Regions from separate parts of the Homo sapiens genome. Here region 2 is linked to region 1. A link is a loop called in an ENCODE intact Hi-C map of the cell type or tissue named here. Cell type or tissue: lower leg skin. All regions are shown on one strand. Each heading gives the region's core, and the rest is flanking DNA. Links, peaks and the distances in the headings are about the cores only. Region 1 overlaps ATP6V0E2 (ATPase H+ transporting V0 subunit e2). Region 2 overlaps KRABD3 (KRAB domain containing 3).

Evidence for each region. A loop is a pair of places that touch in the nucleus more often than their neighbours do. Peaks named below come from ENCODE experiments on the same cell type or tissue, not always from the same donor. Only the 100,000 strongest peaks of a DNase experiment are listed, where the experiment ranks them.
Region 2: a loop joins it to region 1, with 38 times the contacts of the local background. A loop is called at or near these places in 7 of 110 quality-filtered maps.

Annotation. Positions count from the first base shown.
Region 1 is chr7:149,880,128-149,891,849 of GRCh38, reverse strand. It overlaps ATP6V0E2 (ATPase H+ transporting V0 subunit e2), which reads right to left. Exons shown (of 4, transcript NM_145230.4): 4 at 11,155-11,722. It also overlaps a transcript of ACTR3C not described here. Among named protein-coding and RNA genes, the nearest start is that of ATP6V0E2, 12 kb to the right of the region's middle. In lower leg skin, for the core only: no CTCF peak of the experiment used is centred there; DNase peaks (open chromatin) are centred at 6,399, 8,259, 8,997, 10,629 and 1 weaker place.
Region 2 is chr7:149,720,329-149,732,394 of GRCh38, reverse strand. KRABD3 (KRAB domain containing 3) reads right to left here. Exons shown (of 17, transcript NM_001290187.2): 4 at 11,405-11,560; 5 at 10,860-11,012; 6 at 9,842-9,973; 7 at 9,439-9,612; 8 at 8,506-8,661; 9 at 7,546-7,743; 10 at 6,907-7,080; 11 at 6,335-6,508; 12 at 3,720-3,872; 13 at 3,025-3,207; 14 at 2,054-2,248; 15 at 1,827-1,967; 16 at 619-723. Among named protein-coding and RNA genes, the nearest start is that of KRABD3, 11 kb to the right of the region's middle. RefSeq lists an enhancer at 11,242-12,066. In lower leg skin, for the core only: no CTCF peak of the experiment used is centred there; a DNase peak (open chromatin) is centred at 5,196.

The DNA.
Region 1 (11,722 bases), core at 3,640-11,639:
TCATTGTATTTTTTGTTGTTTTTTTAGAGATAGGTCTTACTCTGTCATCCAGGCTGGAGTGCTGTGATGCCGTCTTGGCTCACTGCAGCCTCGACCTCCTGAGCTCAAGCAATCCTCTCACCTCAACTTCCCAAGTAGGTGGGACTACAGGCACGCACCACCATGCCTGGCTGATTTTTTAATTTTTTGTAGAGACAGTGTCTTGCTATGTTGCCCAGGCTGGTCTCGAACTCCTGGGCTCGGGTGAGCCTCCTGCCTTGGCCTCCCAAAGCGTTGGATTAGAGGCGTGAGCCACTGTGCCTGGCCTGCCTCCGTGTCATTGTTAAGGTGATTCTTTGTTTGTGGAAATGAGTGGAGGAGAATATGAACAATAATGTAACTTAATCTTTTTTTTCCAAATGCTGTTGTTTCTTTACAAGAATTAACAACAACTGCAATGAGAAGGAGACCTTTATTCTTAATAATACAGTTTCTTCTGTGCCACTGTTAAACTGTTGCTCTTATTGTTGCGAACTGAGGCTTGACAACTCTGGTGTCTCTTCCTCCAGTGGCCGATACGACATGGAATCATTGAAGACTGGGATCTTATGGAAAGGTTCATGGAGCAAGTGGTTTTTAAATATCTTCGAGCTGAACCTGAGGACCATTATTTTTTAATGGTGAGTAACTGGAACTAAGAGGAATATATTCCTGTAAATTCCAAATTGCTTAGATTTTAAACTGAAGATATTCTTTTCTAGGGCGTTTTAAATTTCTTCTAAAGATATGTGCATGAATCAGGCTGCTTTTTTGAAAATAAAGCTCAATAAAAACGTTCAGAACAAAAAGGGGCTTGTTAGCTCACCAAACAGGAAGCCCAAGTGAGGCAGCTCTAGGGCTGTTGTTTTAGCAGCTCAGTGATGGAATTGCACATGCAGCCTAGGGCACTAGCTGGAGCTCTTCTGTTTGTTCCCCCTGGGTCCAGGGTGGCTGCCAAATTCCTAGATCACCTCTTTGGACATTTCTATACAGAGATAGAAGATTTCCCTTGCACTTTTTAAGAATTTAGAGACCCTTTCCCAGAAACCTTCCCAGCACATTTGCCCCATCTGCCTATGCCTAACCTGGTTAGAGCAATAGGAATGGATTTACTGTGACTGGTTTAGATTCTTGAAGACTTTCTCCTTGGTGTGGGGACCAGGAGAACTTGTCTGATGTTCTGGACCCTGGAGGAGGGTAAGTAGCTAAACAGGCCTCCAAAAGCAAGGACAATAGAAGGAGGAATGGATTTGGATAAACCAACTGCCTACTTTAGTTTTCTTGAGACATAGCAAGATGATTGTAATTATTGCCACTTATAGCAGAGGAAACCAGGTCAAGATGTTGTTTTTTTCTAGGGTTTAAATGTTACTGTAAAATAAAACTGAACTGAGTTATGGGCCCTAATTATATACTTAACTGATTTCATTCAAATGAAATGAAACATCACAGATAAATGAGAAGAAATATCTCCTCGTTCTCTAGTGGTTCTACTCAACATTACATGTTTTCTTCCGTGAGATGCTCTTTTCATCAAGTTAAAATTAATTATATGTACAGAATGCTTGCTTTATAGAGGGCAGTTTCATGTGACGTAAGCTGCGTATTAAACCTGCATAATTTAGGTTTGGATTTTTTTTCATGCAAGTACATTGTCAAATGGTCCCAGATCCAATTATAAAATTCTTTCTGATGTTAGGATATGAAGTGTTTTTAAGAATTATCTGGTATAAGAAATATTTGAACTATAAGGCTAATAGTTATTGGAATAACTATTAAATATGGAATAACTCTATAACGAATATATGTATTTAATGTATATTAAAGCCAGTCTTTGATTTTTTTTCCCTGGCTGTGTCTTCACAGCTGAAATTGCCAAGTATGGCCACTGCGTTTCACAGGCCACTCTGTTTTCTCTGTACATCCACAGTGGTTTATTTTATTTTACTGTTTTGCTCTGTATTTTATTTTTCTAGAAATGGGATCTTGCTCTGTTGTCCAGGTTAGAGTTCTGTGGCACAATCCTAGCTCACTGCAGCCTCGGACTCTGGACTCAGTTGATCCTCCCGCTTCAACCTCCTGAGTAGCTCGGACCACAGGTAGAAGCCACTAGCCTGGCTAATTTTTAAAAATTTTTTGTGGAGATGGGGTGGGGTTGCCTCCATTTGCACCCCTACTTACATTTCCCCCATCCTCTCCAGCCTTTTGTGCTGGCAGACATAACTTGCCCATCTGATGAGTATGAAATGTCTCATTGTGACTTTAATGTACATTTCCCTGATTACTAATGGGGCTAAGTATATTTTTCACCTACTGACTGGCCTCTCAAGTTTCCCTCCTTGTGAGTTGCTGGGAATATACATGCCAATTTTTCAACTGTATTTTTTAGATTAATTTGTCAGTGTTGTTTATATAATCTGGATGCCAATCTTTCATAAATATGTACCACAGCGATCTTTTCCCAGCCTGATTTAGAAAATTTTTCCCTTTTCTGATGTCAGGAAGTCATTTTCTTATGATTTACTTTAAACACTTTGACATTTTGCTCTTTGGGGTTAGGTCTTTGACCTTCCTGAAATTTGTTTCTGTGCATGATCTAAGGTAGGGCTGCAGTTCTTCTTTTGTGAAGTAAGAGTTCAAATTTGCCCACTTTTAAAACTTAGGTTTGTCATGTTGTTTAAGTATGAGTTCTTTATATATTCAAGATACAAGTCTTGACAGATATATGCTTTACAAATAGTTTCTTCCAGTTTGTGGTTTGCTTTTCATTTTTTTAACAATGGTTTTTTTTTAATTTCTTTTTATTATTTTTTATTTTTTTTTCAGGTGGAGTTTCACTCTTGTCGCCCAGGCTGGAGTGCAGTGGCGTGATCTCAGCTCACTGCAACCTCCGCCTCCCAGGTTCAAGCGATTCTCCTGCCTCAGCCTCCCAAGTAGCTGGGATTACAGGCGCTCACCACCACGTCCGGCTACTTTTTGTATTTTTAGTAGAGACGGGGTTTCACCACGTTGGCCAGACTGTTCTCGAACTCCTGACCTCAGGTGATCCACCCGCCTTGGCCTCCCAAAGTGCTGGGATTACAGGTGTGAGCCACCACGCCCAGCAACAATGGTTTTGAAGAGCAGAAGGAGAAATGAGGCTGTCTGATCTTGCCCTCTCTCCCCACTTCCTCCTTCCTTCCCTGTTCCTGGCACTAGATTCACTAGGATTAGGGGAACTTGTAGCCAAGAATATATAAAGAACTTCTATAAATCAATAGGGAAAAGACCAAAAAAAGTCATAGAAAAGCAAGCCAATGATTTGAGTAGGCAAATTAGAGAAGTGGAAACCGAAATGTCCAATAAACAGGTGAAGAGTCAAGCTTAGCAGCTATTAGGGAAATGCAAGTTAAAACCAACTACCATCCAGGTGCTGTGGCTCATGCCACAAGGTTGGTTGAGTGTAAATTGAAACAATCATTTTGGAGAGAAATTTGGCAATCTCTTGTAATATTAAAAGCTCTTTGACTCCTAGATATATATCCTAGAGAAGTTCCAGCAAATGTGCACAAAGACATATAAAAGATGCTTACTATTTGTTAATCTGGAAGTAACACAGGGGTCATTAATAGGGGGGTGGACAAAGAAAGTGTATGTCACTAATGAACTAGATCTGTATGTAACAGTATTGTATCAGTCAGGTGTGCCGCAATAATGCTGCATGACAAAACACCCTAAAACTGACTTATAACAACAGGCATTTAATTTTGGCTAGTATGTCTGCATCAGCTGGCCTGTATTAGTCTGTTTTCACACTGGTGATAAAGACACACCTGAAACTGGGGGGAAAAAAAAAGATTTAATTGGTCTTACAGTTCCACAAGGTTGAGGAGGTCTCAGAATCATGGCAGGAGGCAAAAGGCACTTCTTACATGGCAGCGGCAAGAGAAAAATGAAGAAGCAAAAGCAGAAATCCCTGATAAATCCAACAGATCTCTTGAGACGTATTCACTATCACAAGAATAGCATGGGAAAGACCAGCCCCCATGATTCAATTACCTCCCCTGGTCCCTCCCACAACACAGGGGAATTCTGGGAGATACAATTCAAGTTGAGATTTGGGTGGGGGCACAGCCAAATCATATCATGGGGTTTGGCCAGTCTAGCCCAGGATTGGCTCGACTTGGCTCGGGTCATTTTGTGATTAGTGTGCTCCTCACATTTCACCTTTTCTGGGCCCAGTAGGCCATCCAGGACATGTGCAAGCCAGCGACACTATGGGCAGCTCTGGGAGCCAGTTTATATACCAACTCCTGATGGTACGTCCAGCCTGCTGCCCAGGAAGGAAGCCAGTGCTGGCACCTGGAAGGCGCCTGGCGTGTATGGGAGCACCAAGAGCATGGGGAGATGCACTGCAGCAGGCAGCACAGACCTACAGTCTGTTATCACAGTCTCGCTCTCTGTAATAAGCAGGTTAATAAGGTAATAAGGAGGTTACATTGCTGTTTGAATTTGCTTTCCTTGACTAAGCATCTCTTCATGCTCAAAAGTCTTTTACATGTCTTCTTCTGTGAATTCTTTTGTGTCATTTGCTCATTTATCTACTTGTATGGTTTTTGCCTTGAAGAAAATGTAAATTTTAACTTAGTTAAATGTATAAAGTTTTATCTTCATAGCCTCTGGATTTCTTTTTTTCTTTCTTCCCCTGAGATAGACCTTCCCTATTACATGATAATTTTAAAAATTCTCCAATTTTTTTCTAGTACATTTATAGTTTCTTTCCATTTTGTATGTGTTTTGCTGCTGGGACTCTGGACACTGTTCATTGCCCTACTCATCTCTTCCTTATGTATTTGGTTTGCTATGTTTATCATATTCATTTTTTTTTTTTTTTTGAGTCAGTCTCGCTCTGTCGCCCAGGCCAGAATGCAGGAGCACAATCTCTGCTCACTGTAGCCTCAACCTCCTGGGCTCAAGTATTTCCCCTACCTCGCCTTCCTGAGTAGCTGGGACTACAGGCTCACACCTCTACACACACTCGACTACTTTTTGTATTTTTAGTGGAGACAGGGTTTCACTATGACGCCCAGCCTGGTCTCGAACTCCTGGGCTCAAGGGATCCGCCCGCCTTGGCTTCCCAAAATGCTAGGATTACAGGTGTGAGAAACTGTGTCTGGCTGTTTATCATATTCTTAATTCCTGATTGTAAATTTATTTCTGGACTTATTTTCTCCCCTTGAGTCGTCTGTGTGTTCATGTGCCAGCCCCACTGTTTGCATTTCTGTAGCCTTGCAAATGGTATCTTTATCTTAGACTTTTTAGTATCTGGAGTGCCAGTGTCCCTCTCAATACTCTGCTTTTCCAGGAATATCTTGGTTATTTCTTACATGTTTGTTTTTCCCAGAGGGCTTTAGAAACAGCATGCCAATTCTAGTATCTGCTTCCTCCCCCCGTCCTCCAAAAGCATTTGTGTTTTTACTGAGAAGATGCTACATTTATACATTAAAGACATTCGACAGGAAACACAAAAATGCAGATACATAAGCAGGCCCCAGGTATTTTTCATAGTACTTATTTGTCAGGTCCTGTCTCACATATAAAAGCACACAGGGCACTTGCCACCTTCTCTTCCGCAAAGTGCATCAGTGTGGTGACCATGACAGGAACAGAAAAGGGGAAGGAAGCTGAGATCCTGGCAGAATAAAATGTGGCATGGAATTAAATAGTTAATATGTAAATATAATGAAATTAATAGCATTTATCGACCAGTTGAGCACTTTAGTCCATTATCTCAGTTCATATGCACAACTTCTATGAGGCAGGTGCTACTAATATTATCCTGATTCATCAATAAAAATGAAGCTCAGAAAGATTAAGTCACTTTCACTCAACTAATCATCATCAGAGCTGGAATTTGATCCAGTTGTAGACTCTGCACTCTCAACCTCCAAGCTGAGCTGAGCTGCTAAGTAAAGTTAAACTGCTTCTGGGAGTCTGGGTAGAGAGAAAAAAGAGAAATATGTTTGCTGAATCAATTGCTGCCGGCCAAGGGCCAGGCCTTTGCACCTGGCATCACAGCTGACTGAAGCTGCAGAATCCGCAGGAATTCAGAGCCTGGGGCTCCTGCTGTGTGGGACACAGAATGGGAAGATGAAGTCACCACCCCAGTGTGTCCCAGGTCTTTGTCAGAGGACAAAATGCTGACATTTCAGGAGGGAGGAAGACCCTTGCTGCTATCATGGCCCTTAATCCTGAGGTTAGGGAGCCAAGGCGGAGGTCCTGTAGGGGTGAGAACATCCATCCCAACTGTGTCCGCCCACCCTGCTCAGGAAGCCGCCTGCGGGGAGAACACAAAGTTCCACTGGGCTCGGGGCAGTGCCGGAGCTCCCTGCCCCCGGCCTCCTGGGAAGCACCAGCTCGCAGAGGGACCAGCTCATGCTGGGATCAGTGCCTGCTCTGATACCTGGAAGTCCCTGGCGGCTTGGGGGCTTACTTCTTGCTGGGGTGTGGTCTCCTGGTCAGAAGCTCCAGTCCTGCTGGGGAAGCCAGCTGAAGGCACTCGGCTCCCCTCAGGGCCTCCCAGGCTCCTTTCCCGAGGGTCTGGGTTGATAACTAAGTTTGGAAATCCCTTGAGGGGTTGAGGTTCTAGGGCAGTGGTTTCAATGGTAGGGGTGTTTCCCTAGGGAACATTTCAAAATGGCTGGAGACATTTATAGTTGTCATGGCCAGGAGCAGGGAGAGGGGTTCTGCTAGCATCTGGTGGGTAAAGGGAGGCGGTACTGCTAAGCATCATAGGATGCAAAGAACAGTGCCCTCCCGTGCTCCCCCTCCCCCACAAAAAAACCCAAAGAATTATCTAGCCCAAATTGTCAACAGTGTCAGGGCTTGGACATCCTGTCTTCGAGGGCTTCAGTTAGCACCAAAACCCTTGGGAGCTGGTTTAAAATGTGGAGTCTAGAATCCCCTAAACCCATAGGGTGCAGTGTGAGACCCAGGAACCTGTACTTTCAAGCATTCCAGATTATTCTGTTACAGGTAGACCATACTCCACATTGACAAGTAGCACTGCAGGCTGCACCCGGCGCATGATTCCCAAACTCTGGCCCTGTGTGGGTCTGCCTGGGGCAGAGGCAGCTGGAGAGCTGGCTAAAGCCCCAGCCTCCTTCATCCCTGGAGGTTCTCTTGTAATAGACATGGCTTCCATCCCAGAATTCCATGGGTTGTTTTGTTTGGCTTAAGTGATTCCTTTTTTTTTTTTAAGTTGACAAAAATTGCATACATGTAGGTATATACCATGTTTGGAAATGTGTATACATTGTGAAATGGCTAAATTGAGCTAATAACAAATGCATTACCTCACTTTTCATTTTGTGAAATCTACTCTCATCAATTTCCAGCATACAACACACTGTTGAGCACTTTGTCACCATGGGCTGCACACTAGGTCTCTTGGACTTATTCCTCTTGTCTAACTGAAATTCTCTATCTTTTGACCAACATTTCCCCAATGAGAGATTCGTATTTAGATTTGCTAACCCAGTATGTGGCCTAAATCCACACAGGACTCTGGTCATCTGCCCTCATCTTCCAGTGCTACAAGTCAAGCAAAACTGTGGTGCCTGCCAGCTGATTTCATTCCCGGAAGCCCAAAGCTTTACCAGCAGGTCACTTCCAGCACACAGATAAGGAGATTAGCCACGCCTCTCACTTCACCTCCAGCTCCTCACTGTTCCAGAATTACCAACTATCCTATTTCTGTTCAAAGCAGCCAAAATTAACTGAGGGCTGCTCTTTGAGGGCTTCTGCAGGGAGCGTGGACCCTATGGCCAGCAGGAGCAGCACCTCCCTCCCTCCCTCCCTCCACTAAAAACCTGTGGCGTCCCTGTTACAGAATGGAATGTGCTAGATCTCTCAGGGATGCTGAGGTACGAAACAGTTCGGGAAGACAGAACCAGAAGACGGTTCGGGAAGCCTGGGATCAGAGTGGAGAACGACAGAGCTCTTCAGCATGGTCCTTTGGTTTCCGAAGCAGTGCCTGGCACCTCATGATGGCTCAATGCTCGTCATTCATTGCCACTATGAAATATTCCTGAAGGGCGTTTCCTCCAGGCTGTGGTACTGTCTGGAGAATTATCGTGGCTCCCTGCTCAAGCCTATGACTCTAGGGCCACCATCTCTGACCTCGGCACCATCCACCCCCAGCAATGCGCAGATTGGACGAGGGCTCGCTAGAGACTTCATCCTGCACGCAGGCGCTGCCCTCTGTTGGCCATACTCTTTGTGTGCAGCTTAACTTTTCTTGGTTACCTTTACTTTTTTTTCTCAGTGGCTTTGTCCTCTGTCTCAGCGTGGCCTCCAAGGCCACTTCCTGCTCTGCCACTTGGTATGGTTCAGGGCTGCCCTGCTCTCAGTCACGGCCCATTTTTAGAGCTTTTTTGCATCGTGTAGGTCCGTGAGCATCTGTGTCAGAGGCTGATATTTACTGATGTGCCTCCCACATTGGGGATGGTGTTGGGGGCACGGGTGGGGTTTGAAACTGATAACTCTAACAGAAGTTGGGTACATAGTGACTGTGTCCAAACCCCTGCACCAAGAGACTGGACCAACCCTAGCATGGCTTCTGGCAGCCCAAAGCGGCATCCCTGGGACCACCTGGCCACCCTTTGAGTTCCTGTCTGAAAAAGCTCAAGGCCGTCAAAATCATTTAGTGTTTGTTCCTACCAACACCTGACAACAGGCCTCTGACCACCCCCTCACTTTCTTAGAGCATTTACGTTAAAAACACTTAGAGTCGTACCTCCTTCCCTTGTCCCTTTGAGATGTACATGCATGTGTGTCCAGGAGTGTCTTTCTCAAGAGCCTGAGAGCCAGTCCTTTGAAATGGCATCATCAGGAAGGATGGGGCCTGTCTCCCAGGCTCTGGGGGAGGCCAGAACCTAACTTCCATCACTGCCAGCTGGCACACACAGCTGGCCCGGCCACAATAACACAGACAGCCCTTTGTAATTTTTCACTCCCATGATTCCTGAGCCCTGGAATGCCCTTTCCCGACTCCTACGTTCTCCCATTAAACTGTCCAGTCCCCCTGCACAGATCTGAATGGAGCTCAGCTTCTCCCCTGTCAGTGGTTAATGAATAAGGTCTGTTTTCGTAGCTTTAACTAAGGTCCAGCTTAGTTTATCTTTGACAGACCTACTTACCCTGCAGGTTCCCACCTCGGGCCTGGAGGGAAAGCCTCTGGGAGGAACACGGTCCTCACCAAAGGGTGGGAGACCAGATCGTGCCAGGGAGTGGAGTGGACATGAGCTCTGGGACCCTCTCCTCTCTCCCGGAATGGCTGCACAGGAAGGAAGGATGGAAGATGTGAGAAAGGCCACCCTGCCTGGGAAGGAGCTACCAGCCCTCAGCAGTCCAGAGGCTGCCCAGAGAGCAGCGAGCAGCTCTCCAGGACTCCACCTCCCAGGCCCAGAGGATGCCACCCAGGGGGCTCAGTGAGAATTCAGCCACAGCCACACACATCCCGGGAGAGTGTCTAAAGATGCCACCAATCCAATATCACAGAAGGCAAGAACCCAAAGAGCAGAAGCCGAGACAAGGAAGTAGCCATTTTGGATACATGCCCCCCACCCCAATCCTGGGCCAACGTGGATCTTCAGCATCCTGAACCTGAAGCCCCCATGGTGGGCCTGTGGCGGGCTGGGTGTGGCTTCAGAGGTGCAGCGGCAGGAACTGGCAGAGTGGTTCCCCCAGGCCCAGGGCTGACCCACAGCGACATGGGAAAATGGGCCCAGTAGGTCCCTCCTTGTTTAGCTCCCTTTGGTCTTTCCAGGTCCAGCTTCACTGGGTCCACGGGGTCCCCATCCTGAGGTCACTGTGTTTCTCACCCCCCACCTGCCCACTCGCTCCCAGCCCACTGCAGTCTGACTTTACTGCCCATCACCAAAGATGCCAGCTGACCTTGACTTCTTGGGGGTAGAGGACAATGGGGGTCTGTGTTACCTCAACCACTCTCTCCTGTTGAACCTCTCATCCTCCTGAGTGACACTCACCTGGTTGTCTTCCGGCTACCTGCAACCTCCCGGCATCCTCCACAGGCCACCTTCACCCACCCACCCCGTGAACTCACACTCCTTGGGGTTCTCTTCTGGGTTTTTCTCACTCTGAACCCCCTGAGCAACCTGCACCCCTCAGGGATCACCGGTTATTTATGCCGATGGCTCCAACTCTGCCTCCTGCAGCCTCATCTTCCTCCTGACCATCCGCCCCACCGCCCAGCCAGCCACTACCTACACTTCCACGGGGTGCCCTGGACACACACGACTCACCAGGAAACAAAGGAACACCTCAGCTCCCACAGCCACTCTCAGACCTGCCCCTGCTGCACTCCCCACCACGGGCAGCCTCGGTCTCTATGGGTCACAGCCAAGCAGCTCCCCCCTCGCTTCTCTGTCCTCACCACTTCCACCAGGGGCCCTAATAAAGATGTCAAACCAGCCTGCCGTCCACTGTGCAGCTTGTAGAGATAGATAATGCTAGAAATCCAGTTGGCCATGTCACGGCCCTGCTTTAAATCCCTTTCACGGCTCCCATGGCCCTTGGGATCCATCCAAGCTCCTCAGCTGGCTTTCCGCCCTCAGTGCTCTGGTGCCTCCATTGTGCGTCTTCCAGTCCCGCCCCACCCTCCTGTCCCTCCAGGGAAGTTCTTTCAGCTCTGCCCTGGGCTACAGGCTGGGCTGGAGGGCTGGGCTCCCTCTGCCCACTTCCCCACTGGACCTGCAGCGAGATGTGCTGGCAGATCCCAGCCCTAGGCTATTTCATGAAGGAGGCTTTGAAGCCTCTGGCGACCTGCTTCACTGCAGGAGTCCTGCACTGTGTCCTCTGGGGCCCAGACGAGTGGTGCTCAAAGCTGCACTTGAACAAGTCCTCGGTCTTCCTGCCAGGCCTGGTTCTCCGCCGAATCCGGGCAGTCAGCAGGGGGCCGGATTTTCCTCCAGATCTCAGGAAAGTAGTCCTGGATATCTGTGTTCATAACTGCAGCTCCCAGAATCCTTCCCTGCTCCCCTCCCCAGACCCACCCACTGGAGAAACAAGAATCAGGTGGGCGGGGCAGGGGACCTGCACACAGGCAGAGGCCAGGGCTTTGTCACCAAACAGTAATCTTTTCATCACCATTATTTATTATATATGAACCAGGTTTTCAGCACAAGTCACACTCAACACCCTTACCCAACAGGAGGGGCGACGGAGGCTCAGAGAGGGAGTGTAGGGGGAGGATGTCAATGGGAGGCCCCAGCCTGAGCCCTGAGCAGCTGGCCAGCCAGGAACTGGCATGTGAGTGAGAGGCATCCTATTCTCCTGCTGCTCCAAAGACAATGCCCGCTGAACAGGATGGCAGGCCACATCAGCAGTCCATACAGAAGTGAGGCTGTCGTTTCTTCCCCTGGAGCACCAGTGAGGACAGGCCCCAGCTGGGAGCCAGGCAAGGTGGGTGAGCTCTGTGCTAACCACACTGGGAGCTCGGGTAAGCGTGAGGGCAAGGCTGGAGAGGTCCGGGACCCCTGCGTGTTGCTTCCCACTCCTGCCAGGCTGGCACGCCCCCATTCTTCACCATCCCTAGCACAGAGCCCAGGGCCAGGGGGCAGAGGGCGGGGCTGGCTCAGGAGCAGGGCTGGCCCGTCCCATAGCGCCACTCACATTGCCCCTTCCCCTCTCTCATCCCAGCTCT
Region 2 (12,066 bases), core at 2,745-10,744, 160 kb after region 1:
CTGGAGTAGCTAAAGGACCCAACCGCTGTTTGGTCAAGTTCATCAATAAGGATCTCGGCCTGGAGACCCCAGCTAGGACTTCTACAGAGGACAGGCAAGGCTCGGTGGCCCCAGGCAGCTCAGAGCTCACAGCAAAGTGGTGGCGCCTGGACAGAAGCCAACACCCTGAGCCAGTAAGAGAACCTGCCGCAGGCCACACTCAAAGTTCCTGGTGTGGGGCTGTCCCCAAGTGACCCAGGGCACTAGGTGCCAGGCCCCCTGCATGTCTCCACCATGAGTCCGTAGGGGCACGTGTGTGACATGGAGCCAACCCTCTCACAGTGACCATGGCCAGGTCATCCTAGCCTCAGTTTCCTCACCTATTCTCTAAAGTCCCCTCAAGCCCCAAACTTTGATCCTTCACTTCTCAATTTCCACCTCTAAAAGGTGTGTCTGCTTTTATGAAAATCCCAACTGCTTCTGTGATAAAACACTGAAAGGAAATATGCAACCTGAAGTGCATTACAGGTGAGACTTCCTACCCATCACTCAAACACTGACCCTGGAAGGCTGTTTTCCCCAAGCTGGGGCTCTGGGTCCTGGCCCGTGCAGAGGGAATGGGGGAAGCCACCAGTTCACCTGCAACTCTGGGTCTTCCATGTCCAAGCTCCAGGCCTCTGGATGCTTCACTAACCCTGGGCCTTTTCTCCAGCTGAGAAACCGGGCAGGGATCCTGAGCTGTACCTATAGAAAGAGCACAGAGACCTTGGGGCAGGGAGACGATCGTTTGGCCAGAGCCATTCTGACATACCCTAAAACAATATCAAACTCTCAACTTTTAAACAATGATTAAATGAGATAGAAGACGGAAACTTGGCCCATGAGGGAGCCTAATTCTGGTGGCAGGGCCCGCCGCGGTGCGTGTGTGTGTGGTGTTCCTGCCCTGTATGCAGGGGGCTCCGGCAGGAGGAGGCGGCTGGGGAGGCAGCTGGGAAAAAGGACTCTCATCTGCGGGTCCTGCCCCAGTGAGACTTCCAAGGGCGTGCTGGGGCATCCTGTGGTCCACACCCAGCCCACTCTGCCATTTTCCACTAGGCCCACTGCGGAGTGAAGAATGTGGTGCAGCCTGGGTCTACACAGACCAGGGCCAATGCCTGTAAATGGAGCCAGCTGCAGGAGTTGGGGAGAGCTCCCTCCCCTGACCATTTCTGGCCTCTTCCTCCTTCTCCCCTGCTTCTCCCTCCTTCTACCACTGCTTCTCCCTCCTCGTCCTCGTCCTCCAGCACTCCTGAGGGGGCCAGGACAGCAGGTACTCTCTAAACTCTCTTTTCTCCCAGGCAACTGGGACCTGTCTCCTGTCCCATCTGCTTTTTCTGCTAGGAGCAAACAGTGGGTCACAGTGAGATTGAGAAGCAAGGTGGCCTGGGGCAATAGGCAGCATTCTAGCTTTCCTAATGGGACACTCTCCAAGAAGTACCCCCAGCTGGGGAAATCTCACTTTTGAGACTTTTGTTATTGATTGCCAAGTTTTAAAAGCATACGCTATTATTGTATAAATACATCCACATCTGTCTACATGCACACGTGTATATTAGCAAGCGCAAACACCGTGTACGTGGCATCAAGTGAGTGGCTCAGACCTCCCTGCAGCTGCTCACCAGCACCCCCAGCAGCCCCGCCCTCCTTCTCGGACACAGCTCACCTTACAGGGAACTAAAGCACGGCCAATGTGCAGGACTCCCTGGCAAGAGCCAGGCAAAGCGACAGGCAGGACTCAAAGGATCCAGTCTGGACTCCTGGTCCTCTGGGGAACGCATGGGCGCCCCCTCAGGAGACCCCAGGCTCACCTGCACCGAGGCCGCTGCAGTACCTGGGCTCTGTTCTCCTGGGGTCTTCACCAGGGCTGCCGCCACTGCTGCCAGCAGGGGTCCCACCAGGACATGGGGACAGAGGGACAGGAGGCTTACAGCTGGGAAGGCGGTCCCTCTCTAACGTCACAAACAAAGCTGGCATCAGAGTGGTGACTGGCGCCCTGGCACACATCCCGCTATCCTCCCTCTCCGCACAGGCTCACCCTGGGGGAGCGGCTTCCAGAGATCAGGCTCTGGCCTCGGGTCTTCTCCTTCAGAGCCGCTGAAGCTCGAGCTGGAGCCGGGGCTGGGGCTGGGGCTGGGGCCTCCCACGCAGGCGAAGCGCAAGGGCCTTACAGGCAAGATCCCCCTCAGGGCGCTCTCCAGGCAGTGCAGCGGGGAGGGCTTGGGGGCAGACCCTGGGCAGGGGACCAGAGAGTGCTCTGTCATCAGCCTGAAGAGAGCCAGGTCTCTGCCTTAGTGTCTGGGCACACAGAACCGGTCCCCTTTTCAGCTCAGCCCACGATCAGCATGCGTTCTAGTGGACCCTAAATGGCTGCCTCTCTTGCCAGAGAAAGAGGACAAAAGTGAAGCCAGAGCCTGGCCAGGACCCCAGCAGCTTTGGAAAGTCTGCTGGGGAACTTTCTGGAAGTCTCCAGTCCTTGGAAGCCATTAGCAGTCAGGTTCTAGCCAGGCCTAGGTCTCACAGGCCAGGCGGCTTCTCCCACCAGGCAGGTGCCATCCCTGCACCCCAGTATCTCACAGGGGCCAGCAGCCCAAGGGTGGGGCTCAGTTAGGGCCCATCCTCGTCTGATGGGAGGGTCAGCAAAACCGCATTTATTCAGCAAAGGCATCCCAGCAGGCCCTGCAGCAGATCTAGGAAGGAATTCTGCTGGAAGTTAAACCAAGCAGCAGCAGTGGACGGCGGGAGCCCCCTCAAGAAGCTTCTCCACTGGAGAAACCCAATGGATGGACACAAACAATGATCTTCCCGACCCCGCTCCTTGTCAGCACTTTGTGACACTTTATCTTCTTGTTTAGCGAACCTCAGTTTCTGTTTGGCACCAGCTTCTGTCCTCTGGGGAAAGGATGAGAGATGGGGAAGAAACAGAGGGACAGAGAGGGAAGTCTATTTCCTTGTCAAACACTTTAACTGAAGTGGGGCTGTCAGTACCGAGGGCAGGTGCCAGCTCACCCTCTGGGAGCCACCTCCACACTCCTGGCCTGGTGGCCCCAGGGTCTTTGAACCCCCGCTGGTGGCAGGCGGGGACGCAGCTGGAGGTGAACACCTGTGGGCTGACCAGATGGAGGCTCCGGGTGGGCGCTTCTCCCCTACCCTGCCCGAGACGGGCTGACTCGCAGGCCTCAGCCCTCAGTCCTGTTTTAATGAGAAATCAGAAGGCCTGTCAGCCCCACGGGGCCTCGTGCTGCCACAGAAGAAGGGACAGGGAACAGTTTCTGCCATTGCTGGGCTCTCAGGCACACCAGCATCAGGTGTGGGAAACACCCATCTGTCATGTTCCAGGGAGCGCCTGAACCCTCCAGAACATCTCTATTCCCAGACCCAGCTGCGTGGACCCCTGGGCTTGGAGACTGGTGCCCAGACACCAAGGCTCGTGGGGCTGGCACGGCCGGGACAAGGACACCCAGCCACAAGGAGCCAGCTCCAGCTGGGATGGTGGAACCGCAGACAGTGGCACTAAGGTGCCAGCAGGTCTACACGTGTGTGCTGCAGACTATCTGGCTTTCTGGCCTCCAACAAGGCTCTGCCCAGGTCTGTTTCCAGAGCACCATGTTGGCTCAGGAGCAGATCTGAGCCCACAGGTGCAGCGCCTAGGGCATCCTCAGAGCAGCCCTGTCTACACCCAGGGCCCCGGCAGCCACTATTACCTTCCTTGTCTGCTGTCCAGTTCCTGGGCTCTGCTCTCCTCGGTCCCCTGTCTGCTGCTGAGGAGCAGGGCCAGGCAGGCCGCAGCACAGGCACAGGTATCTCCTTGAGACAATTCTCCAGACCCTGCAGTGGGGAGCTTCCTGGTGGGCTTCCTGTGAAGATCAAACATTCACAGATGAGGGGGACTGTAGCTCAATCTCTGCAAACTGCAGAAGCCCCCTGTCTTCTGCTGTGTCCAGGGAAGGGGGGTCACAGGGGTGCTGGGCACAGAGCACTGGACGTGTCAGTCCTGGCTCTGGCGCGGCCCTGCTTTGGCTGCCGTGGAAGAAGCCTGGCCTGTCCTGGCCACCCACATAGAAGCCTGGCCTGCGGCTGTCATGAGGGCGTTGGCCACAGGTGTGGGCTCTAGTCCTCCTCAGCACACCCAGCTGCCACCACCGTGAGGGATGACACATCCTGTGTCCCCAGCACAGGGGATGGTCCCACAGATGGAATGTGCTAAGACTTCCTTCACCACTCACAGCAGGGCAACAACACAGGCCCCCTGGCCTCTGGGCCATGGCGGGCCAACATGCATGCAATTTCAACTAGGAAAGAACTAAACACACTGCAAACATCCTATTTCCAGTGACAGCTGTGCGAGTAACAGGAACTAGATGGACTGAAACTCTAGAGTGAGGAGAGCCCTTCCTAATAAAGCAGACAGTGCTGCCACTCTCTTTCCCGACAGCATTTGCTGACGACTCTGGGCCCAGGCACAGGGCGGGAGGGCAACCTCAGAACTTCTGAATGTCCACAGGCTGGAAGGGCAGAGACCAGCCCTTCCAGACCAGGAAGGGCTGGAAACCAGAGGACCCCCACATGCATTTTCTCCACAGCACGTTCGCTGAGTTCTGGGGCAACAGAGGGAGCCGGGAGTTGGCTGGAAGCTTCTGACAGGCAGTGTGAAATATCCTGCAGTTTGGGTTACTTAGTAAACAAAGTCTGCCCAGGCAGAACACATGAAGCATGCTACCGAATACCACGCTGCTGTCCAAAAGAAGAAACTGGTGCTAGTGGCCAAGGAACATGAAAAGTATAGAAAGGGGTCAAAGACAAATGCTGACGACAAAGGCAGCCTGGAGGGGGCATGTATAGATGCTGCCCTCTGTGTGAGGAGGAGGAGGGGAGTGAACTCACAGCAGTGGCAGGAGGGGCTGGAGTGCCGAAGGCTTCATTTTCCCTACATAACCTTTTATAGCTTTTGAACAAAGCTATGTGATCATATTACCTATGAAGTCAGTTGCACTATAGGGGAAAAGCCCCACACCCAAGCGGCTAACCCATAGTGGGGCTTGGGAATTCAGGCTGCTGTGGACACTGGCAGGCCCCAGGCCTGTTCTACAGGCCCCACAGGCCTGGCCAGAGCTGTGGCTGCTGTGAGAGGCCTGTTCAGTAAATACATTGGCAGTCAGGACACAGGTGAGCACGGAGGGAGTGGTGTCGGCAGGACAACACAGACCAAGAGGACTCGGATTAACCAGGTGGGGGAAATAAAAAGGCCAAGAGGGGATGCTGGAGTCCTGCAAGATCCCCAAGTCTGCAGGAGCAACTCGACTGGAGTGAGCCGGGGAGGCACAGGTCACCAAGCACACGCTGAAATGTTTCTGACATGAACCTCACTGTATGTTTTCCTAAGTTGGGGGTCAGTTTGATATTACAGGCAATTCTTTGTGGCTGGGGTAAGGAATTCAATGCAAAAAGGAAATTTTTATGTATTTATTTTTGAGATGGGGGTCTCACTCTGTCACCCATGCTGGAGTGCAGTGGTGTGAACATAGCTCACTGCAGCCTCAAACGCTGGGGCTCAAGTGATCCCCTGCCTCAGCCTCCTGAGTAGCTGGACTACAGACTACAGGTGCTACTCCACCCAGATAATTTTTTAAATCTTCTGTACAGGCTGGGCGCGGTGGCTCATCCCCATAATCCCAGCACTTTGGGAGGCTGAGGCGGGCAGATTGCCTGTGGTCAGGAGTTCGAGACCAGCCTGGCCAACATGGCGAAACTTCTTCTCTACTAAAAACACAAAGATTAGCTGGGCACGGTGGCGGACACCTATAACCCCAGCTACTCGGGAGACTGTGGCAGGAGAATCGCTTGAACCCAGGAGGTGGAGGTTGCAGTGAGCCGAGATTGTGCCACTGCACTCCAGCCTAGGCAACAGGAGTTAGACTCGTCTCAAAAAAAAAAAAAAAAAATTCTGTATAGACGGAGTCTTACTATGTTGCCCAGGCTGGTCTCAAACTCCTGGCCTCAACTGATCTTCCTGCCTCAGCCTCCCAAAGTGCTGGGAGTACAGGCGTGAGCCACTGTGCCCAGCCCAAAAAGATTTTAAAAGAAATCTTAGACATTGTCCTGTCCCTTCTAAGACAAGTCACTAAAACGGAGCCCCCTCTCCACCCTAGGCTCCCACAACCCACCCAAGATAAGTCCCGCATCTGCTCCTGCCTCAGTATCCCTGGCTCTGCTCCCAGCACGGGCATGGGGGTCTGACCCAGTCAAGCCAGAGGGACTGGGCAAGGGGCCTTGAGTCCTCTCCCAGGATGAACCCCAGCCTCGGGCTGGCCCAGCTCACCTTTTCCAGGATGCTGCCCCTGGTTCCCCACAGGACTCCCAAAATCCAGGTCCCAGTCGGTGCTGCTGGATGAGGAGAAGCTGGTGGGGGTTCCTCGGGGGGCCAGGGGCCTGCTGGGGCCATCTCTCACACAGCTCTGCAGACCCAGAGGCAGAACAGGCTCTCTGGTCGCTTCTGTAGGGAACAGCACAGTTGTGGTCACCAGGAGGCTCACTGGAGAAGAGACTCCTGGGCCATGGGGTGCACGGGCACCAGAAGACCCTGCCCCAAAGTATCTCCCACTAGGGTTTCCCTGTGGCACTGATTCAACTCCCATAGCACGTGACCCACAGAAACCCCACAGTGAGTCTCGTGACTGGAGAGAGTTCTGAGAGAAGGAAGTAGGGCAGGAAGATCTGCACTGGCTTTCAGCACATGCGGGCGGCTGTTTGGGAGTGAGTATGAAAGGCAGCCTGGGGGAACGGGCCTGTGTCTCAGGAGGCCGGGGAACACAATGACCCGACAGTCCTCAGCATCTGCCTCCGCTGCCACGCTCAGGGACATGCCACCCCGCGCCCATGGCCACAATCTACCTTCACTGTGTGATCTGTGGGGTTGCAGTTCAGGCTTCTGAGACCTAGAGTCTCCTGGCTGGGGGTTCTGGGAACAAGAAGTGGGTGGCAGCTGGGAAGGTGACGACCCATTTGGGGGAATGCCCTTCAGACAGGCTTCCAGGGCTTCCAGCGGTGAGCTTGAGGCACTGGCAGCTGGAACAGGAGAGAGCACCCTGTTACCATCTCCCACACATTCCAGCCTTGCCCATCAGACCCCTGGCTGGCTCTACCCGACGTGCTTTCTACAGGGGTGACGAGTCCTGTACCAGGCTCTGGCACCTGCCAGGCAGGAAACCCTTCTGTGGGAGACTGATCGGCTCTCGCCCCCCACCCTGCTCCCTGGAAGGCATGAAGACAGGAGGGGAGTGAGGAGGGCCACATGTCAGCAGGGGTAGCTTTCAGGGCCAGGAATCACTGCAAAACGAAGGCCCCGAGGCAGCGGGGGCTTGGACAAAGGCCTGGGCTGAGGAGGCTGTGGATGAAGGGATTCACTGCTTGGGAAGAAAGGCCAGGGGGCGGCTCCCTGCTGAGAGCTGCTTCCCTGGGGTTAGTGGAACCTTGCCAGGGACTGACAAGCCCATGGGGAAGACCACCAGAGCAGCCAATCTCAGGCCTCACCTTGAGCCTCAGGGCCCCAGCTGGGTTGGGGGACCCCTCTGGTGTCTCCAGTGGCTGAGGGACTGAGGGGCTGCCTGCCAGGCTGACAGGATGCAGGTCCTGGGGGGCTCTGGACCCAGCTGTTCTCCATCTTCACAGAGAGCAGACCGCCAGCTCCAAGATCAGGATGGGGAGGAGGGGTCAGGAGGTATCCAGGCCCTGCGGGAGGAGGCCATTGGGAAGCCCAAGGTTCAGGCCTGGACTCACCCTGAGAATCCCTTGAGGCCTTTATAGGGTTAGGAGGGGCTTCCAAAGCCCCTGTGCCTCCACGGCAGTCACCGGCTCAGACTGCTGTCACTTGTCAATCACCAGCAGAGACCTGAGTCACACGCCTCCTCCCCTACCATGGCCCCTTGGGGTGCCTCCAAGGTTTCTACCAGGCATGAAGTCAGCCCTCCCCAGACAGCACCAATCATGTCTTTCTCCATGGCCAGCACACCTGACTCAACCCAGCTGCTCAGGGCTTTGTTCTGAGAAGCTAACAAGCTGAGGTGACATGCACGGAACACGAACCCCTGTGTGGGCTGGGTGGGTATAATTAGGATTTGGGGTTCCCAGCTCTCACACACATGGCAGAAACCTGACCCAAACACACAGGACCCCAAGCCACAATGAGGAGCTGCGTGTGTGCTGGGCTAGAGCTCCATCCTCTATTTCTTGATCTCGCTCCCTCCCCACTTTCCTTTCAGAATGTCCAGCTCCTCCTCTAAGAGCCAGCCTGAGAATTATCAAGCGCTGACCGAGCCCCTCCCACACAGCTCGCTCCACTTACACAGTGGGGATCCCCCGCATCCGGATCCTCTTCCCGACAGGCCAATATGGGGGCCTGAGTGTTTGTGGTGGGGGCCACCTACAGCCCTGCCTGGGGCAGGGTAATGTAGGATGTCTGGGGGCCCTCCCAGCCCAGCGAGAAGCCTTTACCTCCAGAACCCCTTTTCCAGGCTCCTGGATTCTCCTGTAGCCGTCGGTTCCCCACTCCTGAGGGACTGGGATGCCTGTCCTGGGCCTCGGGGAGCTCCTTCAGACAGTGTAGCAGACCCTGGAGGGGACAATCCCCTGAAACCGCCTCGGTCTTCACTAAGGAAAAAGGAACATGTTTTCACCTGGAGCTCAGTGTCCTCAGCCTTCATGACAAACAACAAACAGGGGACAAGTTAGAAGGGCGTGGGGCCAACTCTGAAGATGAGGCTCTTCCAGTGGCTCGCTGAGTCTTCCCAGTGCCTGGGTCCACACACCTGCCAGAACCGGACAGGGCAAAGAGGGAAGCCATGGAATTCGCCCTGCAGGCAGACAAGTGGCATCACTCTGAGGACAAATTGAAGGAAGTGGGCTGTCAGGGTCACTGTTTGAGACAGCTCTGGGGTCCTGAACAGAACTTACATTTGAGGAAAATGGAGTTGTACAGTAAGTACATTACTGCAGCTAAGCTCACTGCGGCCCTGTGAGTGGGAACAGCCTAGGCTCAAGGCATCAGGAGCCTCTCCGGGTCTGACTCCAAGACCTGTGCCCCGGCCCCTCCACCATGCTGTCCAGAGCCCAAGCCCACCCCATGCATCATGCCTGGCGTCAATGCAAAGCAACACATGAGCTCTGCAGCTCTTCCCCTCGGGTCCCAAGTCAGGAGGAGGAAGAGACATGAAGAAACCAGGGCAAAGCCTGCTTCCGAGTTTCCTTTTCCCAGCTGACCAAACGCTGCCCTTAAGAGAGCCACCTGGCTCCAGAAAGGTGACACTGGCAACACAGCAGCGACCAAGCTGGTAACGATCCCTAAGGGAGACAGTTTGGAGCAGGAGGAATCGCTGTTGAAATGCAAACCAAGCTTCAGAGACCTCAGCCTGAGGCCCCAGAACTCACCTGCCCAGGGCGGGCTCCCAGGCCCCAGGTCTGCTCTGGTTAGCCTGGACGTGCCCAGGCTAGGGAGAGGTGGCAAGAAGCTTGGGGATGTCTCGGGGTGCCGGGGCCCAGGCACAAGGATTTCCTTCAGACAGTTGATGAGGCCTTGCAAGGGGCTGTTCCCAGGAGAAATTCCTGTGGCACATGCAAGGTGGGCCTGGGTCAGTGCAGTCCTGACGGGACACCGGGAGCGCTGGCAGGCATTCAGGTCTCCGGGCGGCTGAGATTCCCACCCGTGAGAATGCAGACAAGGCCTGCCCGGTGGAGCTGCCACCAGGCCCAGGCGGCGGAGCAGCATGACCTCCTCGTGTGAACTAAACACACTTCCCCATCGCTACCCCACTAAGGAAAGCCCGCCTCTCACCGGCCTCTGAGGTCCCTCTCTCCTGTCCTCTGTGGCTCTTCCTCCTGCTGGGGCTATGGGTGGGAGGGCTGGGCTCCCCGCCCAGGGCTCCTGGGCCTTCCTTCCTTGTAGGCCACGGTTTGTCGGCAGTTTCTGTTGCAGGAGAAGACAAGAGGGCCTTTCTAGCCCCAGCTCCAGACTCTGGAAAATCACACCAGATCTGGTTCCCATAGAGGACAGCCCTCTCCAGCCACCCAAGTCCCTGTTCGAGGTGGGCTGAGGGCCTTTACCGTTTCTTTCTGGTTTAACTGGAAACAGCAAGACTGTTGGTTCACTGTGAACACTCCCAGACCCTTCCCCCTGAGCCCAGCCTCGGAATTTGGCTCAGGAAGTGATGCCGGCAGCCTTGACATGTAGGCCACAATCTCACACTCACGCTTCTCAAACCAGGGCACACACAGGGCACACAGAACCCCAGAGCAAGTGTGCCCGACGACCCCTGAACACCAGATGAAACCACAGCTAAATGGGGTATGCTCTTTGGGAGTGCCAATTTTATTCCATATAAATTTGAAGTACTTTTTTATAAAAACAGACATGCAAAATTTGTGAGAAGTTTTAAAAATAAAATGAGACCCCAGAGAAATCCTAGGAGCTCCCCTTGCCCTGCTCTGCAGTTAGGGTTGCTGTGATGAGACGGTCTAAGGATCAGACCAGTGCACACAGGTAGGTCAATGCTGCTGGCCGTGGGCCTGCATGTTAGAAACTGCCGGAGACTTTCTGTGTACAAAGTGCTCAGTGATCGGGGCGGGATGACAGGCTCCCCAGGGGCTGAGCATCATGCCTCCTCTTTGGTGGTTACACCAGAGGCTAAATATGTTGTCCTGCTCCCTGGCGTACTTTGTTAACAAAAGAACAGCACAACAGGGGAACTGAGTCCTAGAAAAAAATGAAGAGGGCACAGGGTCCAGGTCCTCTGACGCCACGATCAGGGCTTTTGAAATGCTGGTTCTCCCTGTCCCTGCTGTGTCAGACTCACTGATGGGGAGAGGACTTCCCTGGACCCCGTCACCAGTTGGGCCACTGGAACACGAGCTGTCGGTGGGCGTGGTGGCCAGGTGGGGCTGGCTGGTAGGGCCGTCTGGAAGGCAGCTGAGCAGGCCTCGGAGAGGGCAGGGCTCTCTTGCCGCAGCTGCTGTCGGGAAAGAGGGAGAATCAACAACTGGTAAGATGCCCCTAACATTGTCACACTGTCACATTCTGGGTCCTTTCCTTGCCATGTACTAACAATGACCAGGATGTCAGCCACCTATGTGTTGTCATCACTGGGCTCTGAATGGGGCCATGGTGGGTGGAGGGTGACAAAGCCACACAGAAACCACCATGCGAAAGTCAGAGCTGCCCTCTCGCCAGCTATGGGCATGTGCTCAGAGGGCGGCACACGGCCTAGCCACGAGGAACAGCAGGTGACTCTGCCTCCCGGCCTGTGCCTGCAAGCCCACATGCAGTGCAGTGCCGTGGACTTGTGCTTCATCATGCGGAGTGCAGAGGAGGCTGCGTGCACTGCCCCACTGTCTGACTTACCCTCGGGGCTCGCTCTCTCTCCATCCAGGCTGGCTCCCCGGCTCTCGCTCTCGGGGCTGTCCATAGCGCCCTTGACTTCTCCAAACAAGAACTCTGGGATCTCCTTCACCAGCTGCACCAGGGCTGTGAGGTGCAGGCTGTGCCGGGGCTGTCCCCCTGCAGAGAGGCCACAGTGACCCCCCCGCACCCCTGCGGCTGCTCAGCACTCACACCTACGTGCGTGTTTTCACACCCAGCATCTCACGTAATCCTCCCAGCCACATGAGGAGCAGCCAGAGGAGACACCATGTCCCATGAGATATAGAGGACCTGGGCTCAGGCCAGGCGCTCTGGCCAAGGGACAGCCAGGGCATGGGGGCGGGGCCTGGGTAACAGGGCTCCTCTGTTCTACGTTACTCATTAATCTCCATGCCTCCCAGGGGAATGCCCAGGCGGGCTGCCGCTACACTTCTTCCACCATCTGGGCCCTCTGCCTTTCCTGGCACCCCCTAAATGCCTGGCCTTGCCCAGTCTGGGCCGGTGGAGCACATCCACCATCTGAGGTCTTGGGATGTAAGCCTCGTGGCAGGACTTTTGGGAGCTGGAGCAGGTTCTGCAGGGGTGGCTGTGATAAGGCTTCAGGGTGGTGGTGGGTGGGGGGCCTGAGGCAGGAGGTACTCTCC